Linked DNA regions of Mus musculus: region 1 is linked to region 2. A link is a loop called in an ENCODE intact Hi-C map of the cell type or tissue named here. Cell type or tissue: left cerebral cortex. All regions are shown on one strand.

Region 1 (8,000 bases), 88 kb before region 2:
CTTCCTCGCCAGCCCCTAAAGATGCACTGCCCTTTCCAGCTGTGCCTGTGCCTTTGTCCAGCTGCGCCCCTGCTCCACGGGGAACACTCTCCCACCCTCCTGGCCCCATCCTGTGTGAAGTCAGCCCCACGTGCCAGGCTGGATGTGACCTTCTCTCTTCCGGGTATCCTGCAGTGTCTTGCCTTGGCTCGCTCTTGAGAGGGCAAAGGTGTCTGCATCACATCCCTGCCCTCATTAAGTGCATACTGCCAGAGTCCAAAAGGATGTGTGTCTCTGCCTGTGCTGTGCCTAGAGCATACTACGGCAGGTGCTCAGACACAGACCGCAAGAAGAAGGGCTTAGGGGAGAAGGGGTGGAGGGGTGGGGTGGGGATGAGAGGTGGAGGGTAAGGATGGAAGGGATGGTGTGTGTGGATGCAGGGGGAGAGGGTGAGTGGTGAGGGATAAGGGGGTGAGGAGTGGAGTGGAGTGGAGTGGAGTGGAGTGGAGTGGAGTGGAGTGGAGGGTCAGATAAGAAAGGATGGGTAAGAAGAGGAGAGGGAAGGGTACGGAGGATCAAGGTGTGTGTGTGTGTGTGTGTGTGTGTACACGCACGTGTGTGTGTCTGTGTGAGTGTGTGTGAGTGTGTCTGTGTGTGCATGCATGTGTGTATGCATATGCTTGTGTGCATGTGTGTATGCATGTGTCTGTGTGTGTGCACGCAAGTGTGTGTGTGTAAGCATGCATGTGTATGTCTGTGTGAGCATGCACATGTGTATCTGTGTGAGTGTATGCACATGCATGTGTGTCTGTATGTTTGTGTGTGTGTGTGTGTGTGTGTATGCATGTGTGCGATTAGTGAGGGTGCGTGCGCATGTGTGGGTGTGTGTGTGTATAAATTGTGTATAAATGAGAATATGCATTTGTTGGTAAGGGTGTGTGTAATATAGAGGTGAGGGTGTGAAGGTCTGTGTGCAGAGGTGAGCGGGTGAGAGATGAAGCAGGAAGGAGTACATCAGGAAGTTATCCTGAGCAGCCTTCAGAGAGCAGTTCCCACGCACACACTCTGCCAAGTGCTTCCAAATCCCACTGTATCCTCATGATAGGCCTGGGACGACCCCATTTTATAGATGTGAACACTAGAGTACAGAGGTGAAGTGACTTATCCACAGTTTCTCTGTGAGCCTGGGCAAAACATAGGGTCTTGTGTTTCCTTTCTCTGACGCTTGCTGGGAAGCACTGGGTATTTGTAGGAGTCCAAGGGGCTTTGAAAGCACAGCTAAATGGAGCCAGGGAACTGGGCAGGGCCCCATGTTCTTGAAAGCTAGTTATGGTGCCTAATATCAGAGTGTGCCAGCCATGGTTAGGCTATCACAGCCTTGGCAGTGCATCCCGACTATGGCTCAAGCTTGTCACTCAACTCCTCTAAGTTTTCAGCTTCCTCATCTGTAACTCACTGCCGCTCACACCTCGAAGGACCGCCGTGAGGCGTGTGAGAGTGTGTGTGACAACACTTGGTAAACTGTGAACAGTTACACAATCGCAAGCTCTCATCGTCATTGAAAAAAAAAATCACAACAAGCCCGAGGCGTGACCTTTTGCTCCCCAGCGATTGAGCAGTTAGTTTCTAAACAAGCTACCACTTCTTATCCACGGCCATCCCACCCTGGTTAGGAAGGTGGATTTCGTCATTGATTTCCCTGGTTAAACACATTTCTCAAAAGAGTTGTCCTCGTAAGCGGTCTCTGCTTTCCCGCCATGCATTTCCTTATCCCATCGAACCTTGGCCCAAAAAGTCACTCTAGTTGCCATCCTTGGCTTTAATGTGGCCAGATTGAGGGAGGCCCTGTCTGTCCTTATCAAGTTTGGCCTCTTGGCAGTGAGTGGCACTGTGGCCACTCCCAACTGCCCCCCACTCTCCCACAGGACAGCCCCACCCTCATTAGGCTTCATAACGCCCTGCCTTACTTTCTTCCCTCTCTGGCTTCCCCTCCTTTCCCCCCATGGTTGGGTCCCTTTTCCTATGCCTACCTTCTGACTGCTGGAGTCTCCAGGCTTGGATTTGGTTCTGTTGTCTTTTCTCTCTCCATTTTCTAGTTGGTCATATCCATTCCCATGACTGACAACCCCCTAAATTTATATCTCTTAGCCCAGGCTCAGACTCATATATCCGACTGCCTACCTGACATCTCCCCTCATGCGCCCGAGATGGAGCATGTCCAAAATGGAACTATTGATTGCTCCATTTCTCCCTCCCTCAAGTAGGCACCCAAGCACTAAAAACCAGGTGCTTGGCACCAGCCTCAGCCTCCCTCCCCTTCGTCTTCCCATCGAATCCATCAGCCCTTCTTGTCATATCTACCTCTAAAAATATCCTAGCTTTATTCTTTTCTTTCCTCCCCGACTGACTGCCACCATCTCTGGGGTGCCTCCTTTCTCTGTTTTCCTCATTTGCCCCACTGATCTAATCTCCATGTATGAGTCTTTTTTTTAACAAGTAAGCCAGATCGTGGCAGCTACCTCCCTGAAACTCTTGGGTGGATGCTGTGGTTTGAGTCTGATGTGTACCTCACAGGCCTGTGCGCCCAAACTCTTGGTCTCCAGCAGGTGGTGTTTTTTTAGGGGGTGCTGTGGGACCTTTTGGACAGGAGGTATGCTTGATGGAGGGGAGGGTGGGACTTTGAGGATTAACTAGGATCTCATTCTGGTCTTATTTTCTGCTTCCCGATCCACCAAAATGTGCACAAACCTTGGCCATTCCCTTCTTCTCCATGAAGCCACACCACTCTGCTGTTTCTGCCATGGCAGACTTCATCTCTGATACCATTGGCCAAGATAGAATTTTCCTCCCGCAGGATGCTTTTGTTAGGCAGTTCACCAGTGTTTGAGAAAGCTGCTGCTGGGTGGGTTTCACAGGGCCCTGCTTGGCCCCGCCCACTTTGCAGCCACCCACTTTGCTGGCTGACTCTCCCCAGTAGATTTCATTCTACTTCCTCCTGCTGTTCCCACAGCTGGCTCATCTCCTGTCTTAGGGTTCATCTTAAAAGGCAGCTCCCTAGAGAGATCGCCCATTTCTATCTCCCGAACCCTGCACCCTCTTTCCTACTGTGACCTGTTCTCTGTTTCCTGTTTCCCCCAGTGGGCCGTGAGAGTCAAGAGGCTTGGGACCTGCATACTTGCTTCACGTTCACCATCCAGTCCACACCATGTGTTCAACAAATCTTGTCAGAGTGAACAGAAGAGAAGGGGCTAGGTGCCTGATCATCTCTTGGCTGATCAAAAGGCACGCTGTGCACAGTCCCTTGGTTTGTCTTTTATCCTCCAATTTTGGTAGTTCCCCAGACATGTACAAACAGGGTCATAACAGAGAGGATGTGGACAGCTGATATCTGGGGTAGAGGTGAGAAAAAATTACTGATAGAGACAGAAGAGCTACATTGTTGTAGTTGTTGTTAATGGTGATCCATGTGTGTGTGGATCACCTACATGAGAGAATGTAATCACTAGGTAGTTACCATGTGCCAGGTACTAGGCTAAATAATTTACATGTGATATCTCTTTTCATAAAATAGAAAGCTTTTTAGACTTGGAAGCTATGTAACATAGCTATTTTGAGAATTAAGAACAAGAAACTTCTTTTTAAAAAGTAAATTATGAAAAATAATCTGCCCAACAAGAGAGAAAATAGAGAGAGAAGGAAGCAGGGGCCTGGGATGGCAGCACACACTCTCCATCTCAGCACTCAGGAATCAGAGGCAGGGGCATCCTTGTTAGTTTGAGGAAAGCCTCGTCTACAGAGTGAGCTTCAGGACAGCCAGGGCTACATAGAGAGACCTTGTCACAAAGGGGGGGGGGGGGCACAAATGGAGGCGGGAGGGAGAGAGGAGGGGAGAAGGGCATGTGCATACAGACAGGTTGAACACTAGAGACAGCCACAGACATACACACAGATGAAGGGGTGGGGCTCAGACCAACAGAGATGCATGGAAAGAGGAGCCGGTCAACCTGTAGACCAGGCTGATGGAAAGCATTAGTTGACTGTCACCTTGAGTGCATTTAGAGTTGCCATGGAAACAAGCTCCTGGGCATGCCTGTGAAGAAGTTTCTAGACTGGGTGATCTGAGGAGAGAAGATCCACCCTAACTGGTGGCGGTGGTGCCACCATTCTGGGGTGAGGCTCTGAACTGAAGGAAAAGGTGCAGCAGGCTTCCTCTCTCTCTGCTTCCTGACTTGGAAGCAGCTGCCCGAAGCGCCCACCTCATGGCTTCTCCACTAGGAGGCGCTGTGTTTAAACTGTGAGCCAGGCAACCTCTTCCGCAGGGTGTGCTTATTAAAGCGGTGATGGTGTTTAACAGTTTTCCTTATTATTTCATTTTACTTTATGTGTCTGAATGTTTTGCTTGTATGTACACATACCATGTGCATGCCTGGGGCTCAAGCAGGCCAGAAGAGGGCATCAGATCCTGTGGGACAGGATGCAGATGGTTGTGAGCCACCATATGGGTACCAGCAACTGAACCTGGGTCCCCTGCAAGAGCAGCAAGTTCACTTAAGCACTGAGCCATCTCTGCAGTTTCTCAAAGCAATGCTAAACGTAAGTAGTACAGCGTGTCTCCAGAGGCTGAGACGTTGCCACAGGGAAACAGTCCCATCTGGTGGGCTACTTTAGACAATTCCTGTAGAGTTGTTTTAAAGATATGTTGTATTTTCATAACTATGGGCATAAAATACATACTTTATTCTTGGTCACATTAATAAACACCCTCAGCTATAAGTTAAAAGAAGTGAGTTTCTAGTAAAAAGTGATTAGCTAGCCATTAGGTAAAATTAGTTGAAAGACAAACGTATAATTGGTCTAAAGCAATAATCAGCCAAAGAACAATATGTGGCCTCTTGGCTGCTTTTGTAAATAAAGTTTTATTGGAACACAAGTATGCAAAGTCATATATCACATATAGCTACCTTTGGCAAAAGACAGGATTGAGTAGTTGCAACAGGGACTGTATGGCCTAAAAGCTAAAAATACCATCTGGCTCTTGGCAGATCGAAACTGTCAACCTTCATCAAAAAAGGTTGTGAGCCATATATATTATCACATTTCACATACATAATATCTCAAATACATGATAACATGTATATTATATATCACATATGATGACATAGTGATATATAATACACACATATAACATAAGATTATACACACACACACACACATATATATGTATATATATGATAATATACTTTGAGTATGGGACTTTGTGATTTGCCTGAATAGTCAAAACACGGTAACAATGATGATGGGCCAGGTCCAGTCTCAGCCTTTCAGAGGCCCAGTGGTTTCCATCTGTCTCTGGGGGAAAGCTGGTTACCATGTAAGGAAAATCTGATATTCGTGAGACAATCAGGAGCTGCAGAAGTCAAATCAGCTCCATGGATGAGCAGTGAGGCACCAGGCGGTGAGCGAAGACCCCTCTGGCCCTCAGTCCAGTCTGTTGACACTGGAAGCAGCAGCATCCAGGTACCCAGGCATTCTGCACAACAGGAGAACCACCCCCCAGGTTCTAGACCACATTCCTGGTGCACAGAATGGAAGGAATCATAAATCATCTTTAAGCCACTAAGTTTTTGGAAAGAAATCAGATAACGATGAGCTATCACCTCAGATTTAAGGGAAAGAAAAATTCATCCCTGGAAAGTAGGAAAAAGGATTTCCCATGAGTCAGTGTAGTTCTCCAGGCGAGCCGCTTGAATTCACAACCGGCATGTCTGTCCAGTGGAAGTCTGGCTACAGTTGGCTTGTAGCTGGGTCTCAGAATATCTGACTGTGTTCCCAGAGCCCTCAGAGAAAAGTTAACAATGAACAAAGAGCCAGACAGGGAGGTGCATGCCTACGATCCCAGTATTTGGGAAACTGAGGCAGGAGGAACACAAGCTGGAAACAAATTAAAAACAAAACAAAACAAAACAAAACAAGAAAACCCGAATAGCCCCTGCTGTTCCTCACGGGGATTCCAGATATCACCATTTTTTGAGTCCTTGTTTTCTTTCTATCGTGTCACAGCTTGGATGTGAAAGATCTCTCATCAGCTCATGTGTTGGAGGATGTCATCCTGGGTTCATGGTGCTGTTTTTGGGAGGTCACGAAGTGTGATTAAGCTAGAAGCGAGTTTCTGGGGACAGGCCTTGAAGGCTGTGTCTGTTTCTCATTCTGGCCCAAGCTTTCTGAGTCACGGTCTGCCACATGAACAAGCTGTACCGCCAGCTCCCATTGCTGCCAGCTCCCATTGCCGCCAGCTCCCATTGCCACCAGCTCCCACTGCCGCAGCCCAGGCTTTCTCAGCCTCTGCATCTTCCTAACGGTGCTGGACCACACCGTCTGAAACTGTGAGCGAAAAGCAGCCTCTCTGCTCCGAAGCGTTTCTGTCAGGCATTTGACCACAGTTGATGCGAGAAGTAACTAATATACAGCTGTAACTAAATGTTTCCCACTTTCAATCCCATACCTTTGAGCACAGATTATCCAGATTATCTCTTTGGAAATGTACGTAACGATCTTTCTTCCTTTCCGCATGTTTAATTCATTGAAAGCCATTGAAGTTAAATAGGACCGGAAAACATATGGAAAGGCATTAAGACAGGAGATTCCCATGTTGCATTCCGGAATAGGATCTGTGTGCAGACCAAGGATTCTCTGTGAAAGAGTAGGGCTTTGGGAATGGGAGGTTCCTGGGTGGGATGAAGGGTCTGGGAAGGTATATTGCCTAGGCTTGAAAAGGGCATCCAGAAATAATGCAAGGCAGATTTAATCTTGATTTAAGATGAAGAAGACCTCACAAAGACAACGCTCACTGAAAACAGTAACTAAGATGAAGGAAAACCCTCACTTCTGTTCTGAAGAGTGGACGGTTTTCCAAGAAAGGGATGTTTGGAACTAAAAGGTAAGAATAATCTGCAGCTACAAGTGTCTGTGTTCTGTAAAAACTCCACGTGGAGTGACTGATGAACGACTCATTCCAAAAAGAGCTCTGTGCTCAGCGTGTGCTCAGCGCCCTTGGAATTTCCTGTATTTTGATGTGCACAGGAGCACTGGAAGGCAGAGACCCTCCCTGGCAGCTCTGTTTCTCACTGTTTCTAGGACAACGCTTGGACTGAGCAGGTGCCTGCTCCTGTTTGCTGATGCTGACGAGACGGTGGAGATGAACAAGACCATGACTATTCCTCAATGTATTTCCAGGAAAAGAGGGAGACATGGAAGCAGACATCGCAGAAACTGTCAAAGGAGGGATCCCAGGGCCAGGTGGAGGCTGTTAGTCAAGGTTCTTTGATTGTGTGCGACAAACACTTAAGCTGAACTAGCTGTGGAATTTCTTGGCACAGATTCCAAACTACAGGAATCACGCGGGTGTGGGCAACCTGCGGGAGAGTGGAGTGAGAGCTAGCCGCTGGGGACTGTGGGCCTTTGCCTTCTTTCCCCCCTCCCCGTCTTTCTGTTGGCTTCATTCTCTTGCACCATCCTTCTGTTCGAAGGGTTGAACGGTGACAGCATTTCAGCCTTGTACATGAACTCTAGCTTCACCCTCAATAGAAGGCACTTTCTTCTTCTCTTCTCTTTCTTTGTTTTTTTTTTGAGGAGGGCAGGATTTTTCTTATTATTTTATTCAGTATCAGTGTACGCATGTGATGTGTGAGCAGGGTGTGCACACACCACGATGTGCTGGTAGAGAGATCAAAGCACAATTTTCTTGGAATTCATTTTTTTTTTTTTGTTCCTCTTGCCTTGTTGAGGTAGGGGTCTTGCTTGTTTCTGCCATGCTGTGTATGCCAGAGTAACTGGCCCGTGAGCTTCCAGGTGATTCTCCTGTCTCTGCCTCCCATCTTGCTCTAGGCATGCTGGGATTAACAGATGCAAGCCACTGTAGGACAAACTTCAGAGATCTATGATTGGCTCAGCTGGTTTTGTACGGCAATGTCAGAGCCAGGAGATGGGAGCCTGTGATTGACAATTTTCAAATAGATGCTGTG
Region 2 (8,000 bases):
TCTGTGGGCCGAAGCAGGGTAAGGCTGCTCGAAGGGGTCACCAGAGAAGCTACTTGGGGTGGGGGAGGGGAGAGGAGAAGCAGCTGTGGATGGTGAAGAGAAAAGGAAACTCAGCCTAGCTTCAGGCTCACAGCTGACCATCGTCCTACTGAGTGGCCCTTGCATAGGATTCATGAGCCCTGCTAATTAGCAGGGTCCTGGAGATATACATGGCTCTGACACCAAAGGCTAGCTTCCAGAAGGAGCTGGAAGAGAAGTAGGCCTCCCCAAGTAAGGCCAGTTTGGAGATCCACCTTAATGCCAGAGGCCACCTCAGCCCCAGAAAGGCCACCTCTAATCCATATCCCGCCCCCCCCAACCATACACACACTTATTAGCACCCTTTGAGCGCCAAAGTCTCAGGTGCTGTCCTAGGTGCTGAATCTGTACAGGCGAGCAACTTGTGCTGTGTCTCCACCCCCAACACCATTGGCAGGGCAGCATCTCCTTGAAGACTCTTGTTTCTACCCTTGCAAAGGCCTCTTTGGATGAGAGGTGCAGGGCTGTGAAGTGTAACAGAAGCTGCTCTTTGAGGCCAGGGTGAAAGATGAGCTGACTTCAAAGAGAAGGGGTTCCACTATACGCAGTGGAAAGAGCCCACCCAGCTTAGGTGACTGCTTCCCTGAGACCTGGGGCTCACGGCTCCCAGTGCATCCAGGCAGGGGTCTAAGTAGTAAAACCTTATTCTCCAATGCAGGTAACCTTAGTCCTCCGAGGGAGCCTTAAGTGACTTCCTTCTCTAATCCTGACCACAAGGAGAGAACCACTCTCTCTAGCTGAATGCGGAGAACATCAAGTGGGGGCTGTGACCGCCGAGCCTACAGGAGCTTTGCAGCTGAGCTAGGAGGGAAAATCCAAGCGCTCAGGCCTGTGCCTTTCCTGGGAGCTTCAGTAAGATTTGCAGGACAAGGTGGCTCATTTAAGACAGGTGTGACAAAAGAAGCCAGGAGGCTCGGGCCAGAAACCCCACTGAAATCAATGCTCTAGCCAGAAGGAACCTGGCATAGGCAAGGAAAAAGACATCCCTATGGTCCCTCCTCTGGTCACCAGGACAGTCCCTTAGCTCAGCAGTGATTCCATGACCTTGTCAGAGTACTTGTGAGGTGCAAACAAAGATAAGAGTAACTGGAAACATCAGCGAGGGTCATTTTACACTCTCTGCACTCTCCATTCTTCTGTGGCTAATTAAAGCAATATGTCAAAACGTCCCTTGGAAGAGATCTTTAAGAATATGTCTGTTAAGTAAACAAGGTTTTACTAATTAGTACCGGCCTTCCCATCCCTCCCAGAACTTCCCTGTAGAACTTCCCGGTGCAGGCTGCTCCCCTCCTGCCCTGCCCCCAGCAGAAAGGGTGGCAGAGAAGTCACAATCTCTCCTGACTCAGAGAATGGGGACAAATCCAGTCGTCTGACATTTGTGCAGCTATCACTTTCGCCTCCGGATGTTGATCAGATTTCCTGGGCTGGAACCAACGCACACACGGGGCCAGGGGACTGGAATGTTTCCAAGAAGGGAGTGTTTTGTTTCACACAAAGTCCATCTGATTTCTTTCAAGGAATTTTTTTTCCTTTTTTCTTCTTTCTTGTTTTCTAGGTGTCTACACTTTTGAAAGGCAGATCTTAGGACTTTCCTCTATTGATAAAGATTCTGATACTTATCTTCTGTTAAGACGACCCCCTTCCACGAGCACACGAAAGGCAGTATAGGACTTGGGGAGTGACTGATCTAGTGTTACTGTGAGTCAGCACCAGAGAAACAGAACTTTTCAAACCCCCAAATTTGTAATAATAGCAGCATTAATAATAGTCTCCTTGTAATTTTCTAAGTGTTTCCACAGCTCATAATTATCCTTCACAACAACTTTGGGGGAGTTTGGGTAAACCAGCCTCAAAGGAGCAGATGTGAGTTCCAGACTAGCTCTGCTGTCTACTTGCTATTGGGTTCTGCCTGGTCATCTCTCCACTCTGGATCTCAGGGTCCTCGGCTATGAAACAGAGCTGATTGGAACATTCCCAAAATCTCTACCATCTGTAAAGCACTGCTAGGCCCCGATCCTGGTACCGTAGAGCCTTGGGGCCAGCTAATCAGTAGTGTTGGGGCTTCCCTGTGCACTAAAGGAAGGTTCAGCAACAACCTGGCCTCTCTCCCACCAGATGATGCTTGCAGTACCCTTCATTCCAACTGTGGCAATATATTATCTCTAGACCCTGCCAAAAGTCTGGGTGGTGTGAATTCAGTAATCTCTCCAGTCACTACTGCCTAGGGGCTGCAGTGGGATTGGAAACATAAGGAGCATGGGGGGGGACGGACAAAGGTCTTCTCATCCATCCTTTACTCTTTTTCTCTAGCCCTTCACACCTTCTTGTACATGTTTCAAACCCAATCTCACAGTCTTCTGCTACTTCTTATTTCTTAAACGCCCTAAGTGGTCCAGCGTGTGTTTGGTGTGATAATGAACCAATTGATTTCATACTTTCTCCTAAGGAGAGTTCACAGGTTTATGTCCCCTAAGCAACCAGCCAGACTCTTCAGAAATCCAGAGCAGAGTCCAGGCTGGCCTGGGAGCCTATCTGCAGCCTGCAGGAGGCTCGGTGAGCAAGGATTTGTCAGCACTCTTAAATCACTGGGCTCTGAGGAAGGCTTCTCCCAGCAGAAAGATCCTTCCTCAGGAATCAATAGCTCAGGGCCTTCCATCACATTCAAAATTATCCTGGGACCTGTAAAATTTCTTTTCCCCGAGCATGGCAGAACCCCAAAGTGAAAATCCAGCAGTGGGCCAGAGAGAGACCTGCCAGTCAGACTTTGCTCATCAGTCCTGATGCCACCATGACCAGAAGCTGATGTGCAAACCTCAACACTTGGCCTTAGCTGCAGAGGAAAAGATCCCACAGTGTTCCCAGTGATCCAGCACTAATAGCTCCTTCCAAATGACTAGCTCTTCGCATCGCACCTAAAGAGAAGAATCCCAAAGACCATCTTCCCCCATCTTTGCTCACCTACCCTCACAGGAAGATCCTATACTCTTCTTATACTGAATGTAATTATACTCCTCTGATCTTACGTAGAATCAGATCAAGACCGAGAAGTTAAATAGGCTGACGTGGATCTCAAACACAGTTCTCGGAATCGCACTTAAGGAAAGGAGCTATGGCTCTCTGGTGGCCTATATCCTCACCTCCCTTCTTTCTTATGGATGAAGACCCATCTTGTCAGTGAGACTGAAGAGCTGAACAATCTTGAGCATTTTCCTTGGCAATAAGCACCCACTGGGTGACCTTCAAGGGCAGGGGAGGATTTTACTTCTCAGAATTCCAGATTGGCACCAGGGTTCCTAATGAAGAAAGGCCACCAAATCTGCTAAAGTTCCAAGAAGAACCAACCCCAAGGAAGTGCATACGGTACGTAAAGAAACTGGGTGATAGTGGAAAACAGAGTTACCCATGGACCCACCAGACCAGCAGAACAGAAGGACATCAGAAATGAGAGCATCTTCTAGGTGCCCCAGATGCCAGAAGAGAAGGGATTGTTTGAGACCACAGCCTCTACTACGGTGACCTTGAGCTGAGAGCGGCAAGGATGAAGGACATCGGGGAAACACTCTTCGGGAATTTTTTTTAGTTCACCTGGGATCTGAGTTTGAGGGGGTCCCACCAGCAGAGGTGTGACTGCAGGACAGAGAGACTGTTCCAGCATGCCTTAGAGGATGTCTAGGCCTCGCCTTAGGTTCTAAGACTATCTGGTGAGGGCCTGCGCATTTCTGATTCCATTGCACGGAGTTGCACAGCTTTTGCCTAAAGATCATTTAGAGCAATAAGACAAGACAGTGGAGGGAGGAGAGAGGATAACTTGGAATTTTACAGCCCGTGTATGTTCATTATGAGAGCTTTATCTGCCCTTGTCTTCTTGCAAAGAAAATTTCCCTAAATTTACTAAAGCTATTAGTATACTCAAGTCTGGCCAGTCAGTAATTACCAGTGCCTACTGCGTAGAAACATATGTCCATTTTCACAGCACAGAAGAAGCAGGTCACTGGAGTGGAGAAAGCTCCAAACAGGGAACTGGGAATCCTGGGGCTTGGCCCCATCTCTTCTACCAAACAGCCATGTGACCTTGGGCAAGATACTACTTTTACTTCAGCTGAATTTTTTTGTAAATACATTGTACAGGGGAATGTTGGGAACGGGGTGAGGTGGACCAGATACTCCCCAGTGCTCCTCTCTTCTTTTTTCTAGTCTTAAATATTCTTAGGTTCCAAGAATTCAAAGAATACACAGATACCAAGCAAAAAAACAATGATCTCAGAGAGCAAGCGGGGCTATGTATCGGCTCTGCCTCCCCGGAATATTCTGCCATCCCACTGCTTCTGAAGTCCTAGGACCACCTGAAGTCACAGGACATGTGGTGGAAGGGTCCCAGTCCCAGTGTCCTCAATCACAATGGATGATTGTTGAGGGGTTGGTAGCCTGAGCTTTCTTAAAGCATTAAGTTACTATGGCCAGTGAAGGGTAAGAAACAAGTCACTAGTCCTGAGCTAGGTGGTTTTGGTGCCCCCTACTGGTCACCAAGGAGCCCGCTCCACCTCCAAGCTTCCACTGATTGGAAGGAGGCAGGAGAGCTTGAGGACCAACTCAGGTGGTCACAACCTGTTTAACAGAAGAATTTCCTGGTCGTTGGCCTAGTCTCTCTAAGAATCTGTGTTTCAGTCTCGGCATTACATAGGCCATTGGTCTACTCATTCACAGGGCTCCTCCATGCAACCATAGGATACCTTAACCAAACACCCTGGTGCCAAAGAATAAGCACCAGGGTTCAGAAGGCCAGGTGTAGTCCAGACAGAGAAAGGAAGACAGAGCAGCAAGCAGGTATATCACTGCACACATCCCTAATGGAAAGAAGGTCTTGGGAAATGCAGCAAGAAATGTTGACTGCAAGCAAACAGGGAATGGGGGTGGGGTGGGCATGGATTGGTAAACCCACACACACACACATAAAATCATTAGCCTAACGCAGGTATCCAAGGAGTTTGAACACATGCCCATTGGTAGGGTTGTACTACGGTGAATGGCTCAACCCCAACCCATCAGCTACAAGAGCAGAAGCCACCGGCAGCCTTCAACCTTCTCCAGAATCTATCAGCACCAACTGGAGACCAAAGTGTTCTAATCTAGTCCAGCACCAAGAACTAAACTCCCTTCCTTGCCTACCAAATTGACTTTAGAACCTGCCTCCAGAAGAGGCTTTTTAACCAAGACAGGAAAGAGAGAGGGGGAAAAAACGCCTCCTTGAAGACCATATTGGGCCAACTGTTCATATTCCCATTTTTCCACCCTCCACGTCTCTGTCTCAATACCCAAGTGTGAGGAACTGTTCAAGTCTCTGGATCTGCTTTAATTCAACGTGGGTACTTCCTGTCCCAAGTTATCATGGTTTCAAATCTCCCCTGATAGCTTTTCCCCAGGAGTTCTTCCCAGGTTCAACACAGCATCAAACCGCTGTCCTCTACTCTGGGAACCTTCTTGCTTTCTTTTCCAACTGGCTTCATTTTTCGAAGTCTTGCACCCATCCCAGAAGGTACCTCAAGTGCAACTCATGAACGCTTCCAGGAGGACGGATGAGATGTACAGATGTCACGGTAGGTGAACCCACCCAATAGCAATAGTAATCATTAGTCATTCAAGAAGGAACCCCCCACCCCCACCCCTAGGGAGGCTCCCATCCCAGCTGGGATGACTTTGGATTCTTTAGTTGGTTTCTGCAGAAGCGGGACTAACCAGGGCTCCCAACTACTGTACTGCAAAAGAATCACGCTGCATTGCTGGGCATGCCCCCAAGCCTGCCTGCTGCCCCACCAAAACCTTTATCTGATTCCATAAGATCAAGGGGGGGGGGGACCCCATGGTTCCCCTAGAATGCCAGAAAAGAGCTTGCCTGAAACATCCTTAGCTAGAAAGCCAGACCACACCTCGGTCCAGCAAAAGGCGGCTGGCAGCTACGCTGTGTACCGGGCTGGCTCCGGGAGCACTCTGCCACTCAGCGCTGTGCAAGGGGAGACAGCTCGGCTTCCCGGGAGAAGAGCTATGCCCCGGGGGATCTTCCCCAACCTGGAAGCGTTGGCAGTCGGCCGAGGATGGTAGCTTAGTCGTCCCCAAACTGAGCCCGCCAGCTGGGTGACTCCCCGGGTACCCTCAGCACAGCCTTCACCTGCTCCGCCCCCTACTAGCCCCATTGCCCCCTTCTCAAACCGCTGACCTCCATCCTCTGTGCCACTAACACGTTCTCTGCCAACTGTGGGCTGTCACCCCCACACCTCGGCTCCCATCTCTTCCACCACCTCCAGCCTGGCGCCCGCCTTGCCCCCAGCCCGCGGGGAGGATCTGCGCGCCAATAGAGTCCAGCGCCTCTTGGCAAGTTGGGAGCAGCGTCGCCGCCTTCGCAGTCCCGATCTTCCCAGGTCCCCAGCTGCATCCCCGCCACCCCTGGGGGCGTGCGGGGAGGGGTGCGCTAGGCTGGCGAAACTTTCTCCGCCGGAAGGGGTGGGGGCTCCAGGAGCGGATACTCACGCCCGGGTCAGCGCTCGGAGCCATCCTCTGGCTCTCTCAGCCCCACCGCTTGGGGGCGTCGGAGCGCGGGCGCTCGATGCTGCCTCTGCCGCTGGCGCCGCCGCCTTGCAGCGCCCAGCCCTGGTCCCGGGCTGGCCTCGAGCCTCCCGCCCCGACGCCGCGCGCTCGCTTTATACAACTCCACTCGAGCGCGCCCGGGCTTATGTAAAGGCTGGCGGAGGCCCGCAGCCAATGGCGCGGCAGCTGGAGCCGGGGCCCAAGCTTGGGGGGCGCACGCGCGGCCAATCGCGGCCCGGGGAGCCCGAGGAGCCGGGTGGGGGAAGGGGCGCCTCCCCGCGCTGATTTAGGAGCCGGGATTGCGGTGGCAGCAGCCGGCAGCCAGGCTGGCCCGGCGCGGCGGGCATTGGGGTGGGCGGCGGCGCGGGCGGCGGCGAGGGCGGGTGCCCCCCGTGCTCTGCCGCGCCCCGCCGCCGCGCCGCGTAACCTTCAGGAGGCAGCGGGGCCTGGCGAGTGGGGAGAGGGCGCCTTGAGGGACGCTGGGGACCGGGCGGGCGGGAAGCGGATGTCCCCGGGGGGGGGGGGAGCGCGGGGAAGGCAGTGCAAGGGGGGGAAGGGAGGCCGGCGAGCCCCAGGACCCCGCAGCCACGCGGAGCGCAGGGCGGGGGGTAGCGGCCGCGCTGCTGTCTTTCTGCCTCCCAGATAGCGATCTGGCGGCTCCCAGGCCCGGCCAGAGCGGCCGCGCGAGCCACGCCGATGGCGAGATTTCTCGCTGGGGAGCGAGCTCCGAGTCGATCTTTATCCAGCCTAGGGACGTGTCCGAGCGCCTCCGGGGGACTGCTCAGTATGGGGAACAGAGCTTCACCACGGTCCCAGAGGGCGGGGAGCAGGCGAGCGCAGCTCGGCGGTCAGGCGCGGCGGCCCAGGCAACTGCGGGCAGAGTCTGCTTTCCCACATCCGCGCCCTCCGCCCCCGCAGGCAGAGTCCTCACCGTACCTAGCCCCCTCTCCAGCAACACCCACCAGGGCTGAGCCTGGCCCACCTGCTCAGGGCGTCTGCATCTTTTGCCCACACGGAGTACTACCGCTTGCTCTTTCTCCGTTGTCACCAGCTGGCACAGCTGGGTGCAATGGCTTTGGTCTCTCTGGCCCAAGGGTAGTGGTGGGAGAGCAACTAACATGGAGATGACTTCGTTAGTAGCTCCCCATATACCTGTGTTTGGGGCAGGTAACTTGCTAAGGTCCACATCAATGGACCTTTTGCATCTACAATAGAACCAGGCTTATAATAGGTGCTCAGCAAGTAGTGAATTTTGACCTTTCATGAATAAGACCGGTGGATTTCTGAAAGCCAGACCCGAGGCCTCGGAGAAGGATATGGGACTCTTTGCTCAGCTCCAAAGG

The links. A loop is a pair of places that touch in the nucleus more often than their neighbours do. Peaks named below come from ENCODE experiments on the same cell type or tissue, not always from the same donor. Only the 100,000 strongest peaks of a DNase experiment are listed, where the experiment ranks them.
Region 1: a loop joins it to region 2, with 2.8 times the contacts of the local background. A loop is called at or near these places in 3 of 42 quality-filtered maps.

Annotation. Positions count from the first base shown.
Region 1 is chr19:42,337,143-42,345,142 of GRCm38, forward strand. The region is part of intron 2 of Crtac1 (cartilage acidic protein 1); the gene reads right to left. Among named protein-coding and RNA genes, the nearest start is that of Gm41848, 56 kb to the right of the region's middle. In left cerebral cortex, CTCF peaks have their summits at 2,621 and 4,248 (motif pointing right); DNase peaks (open chromatin) are centred at 4,254 and 6,232.
Region 2 is chr19:42,425,010-42,433,009 of GRCm38, forward strand. It overlaps Crtac1 (cartilage acidic protein 1), which reads right to left and starts at 6,779. Exons shown (of 15, transcript NM_145123.5): 1 at 6,601-6,779. The coding sequence starts at 6,624. In left cerebral cortex, CTCF peaks have their summits at 4,595 (motif pointing left), 6,645 and 7,579; DNase peaks (open chromatin) are centred at 1,510, 4,593, 6,233, 6,846 and 1 more place; H3K4me3 peaks cover 2,522 bases; H3K27ac peaks cover 1,825 bases.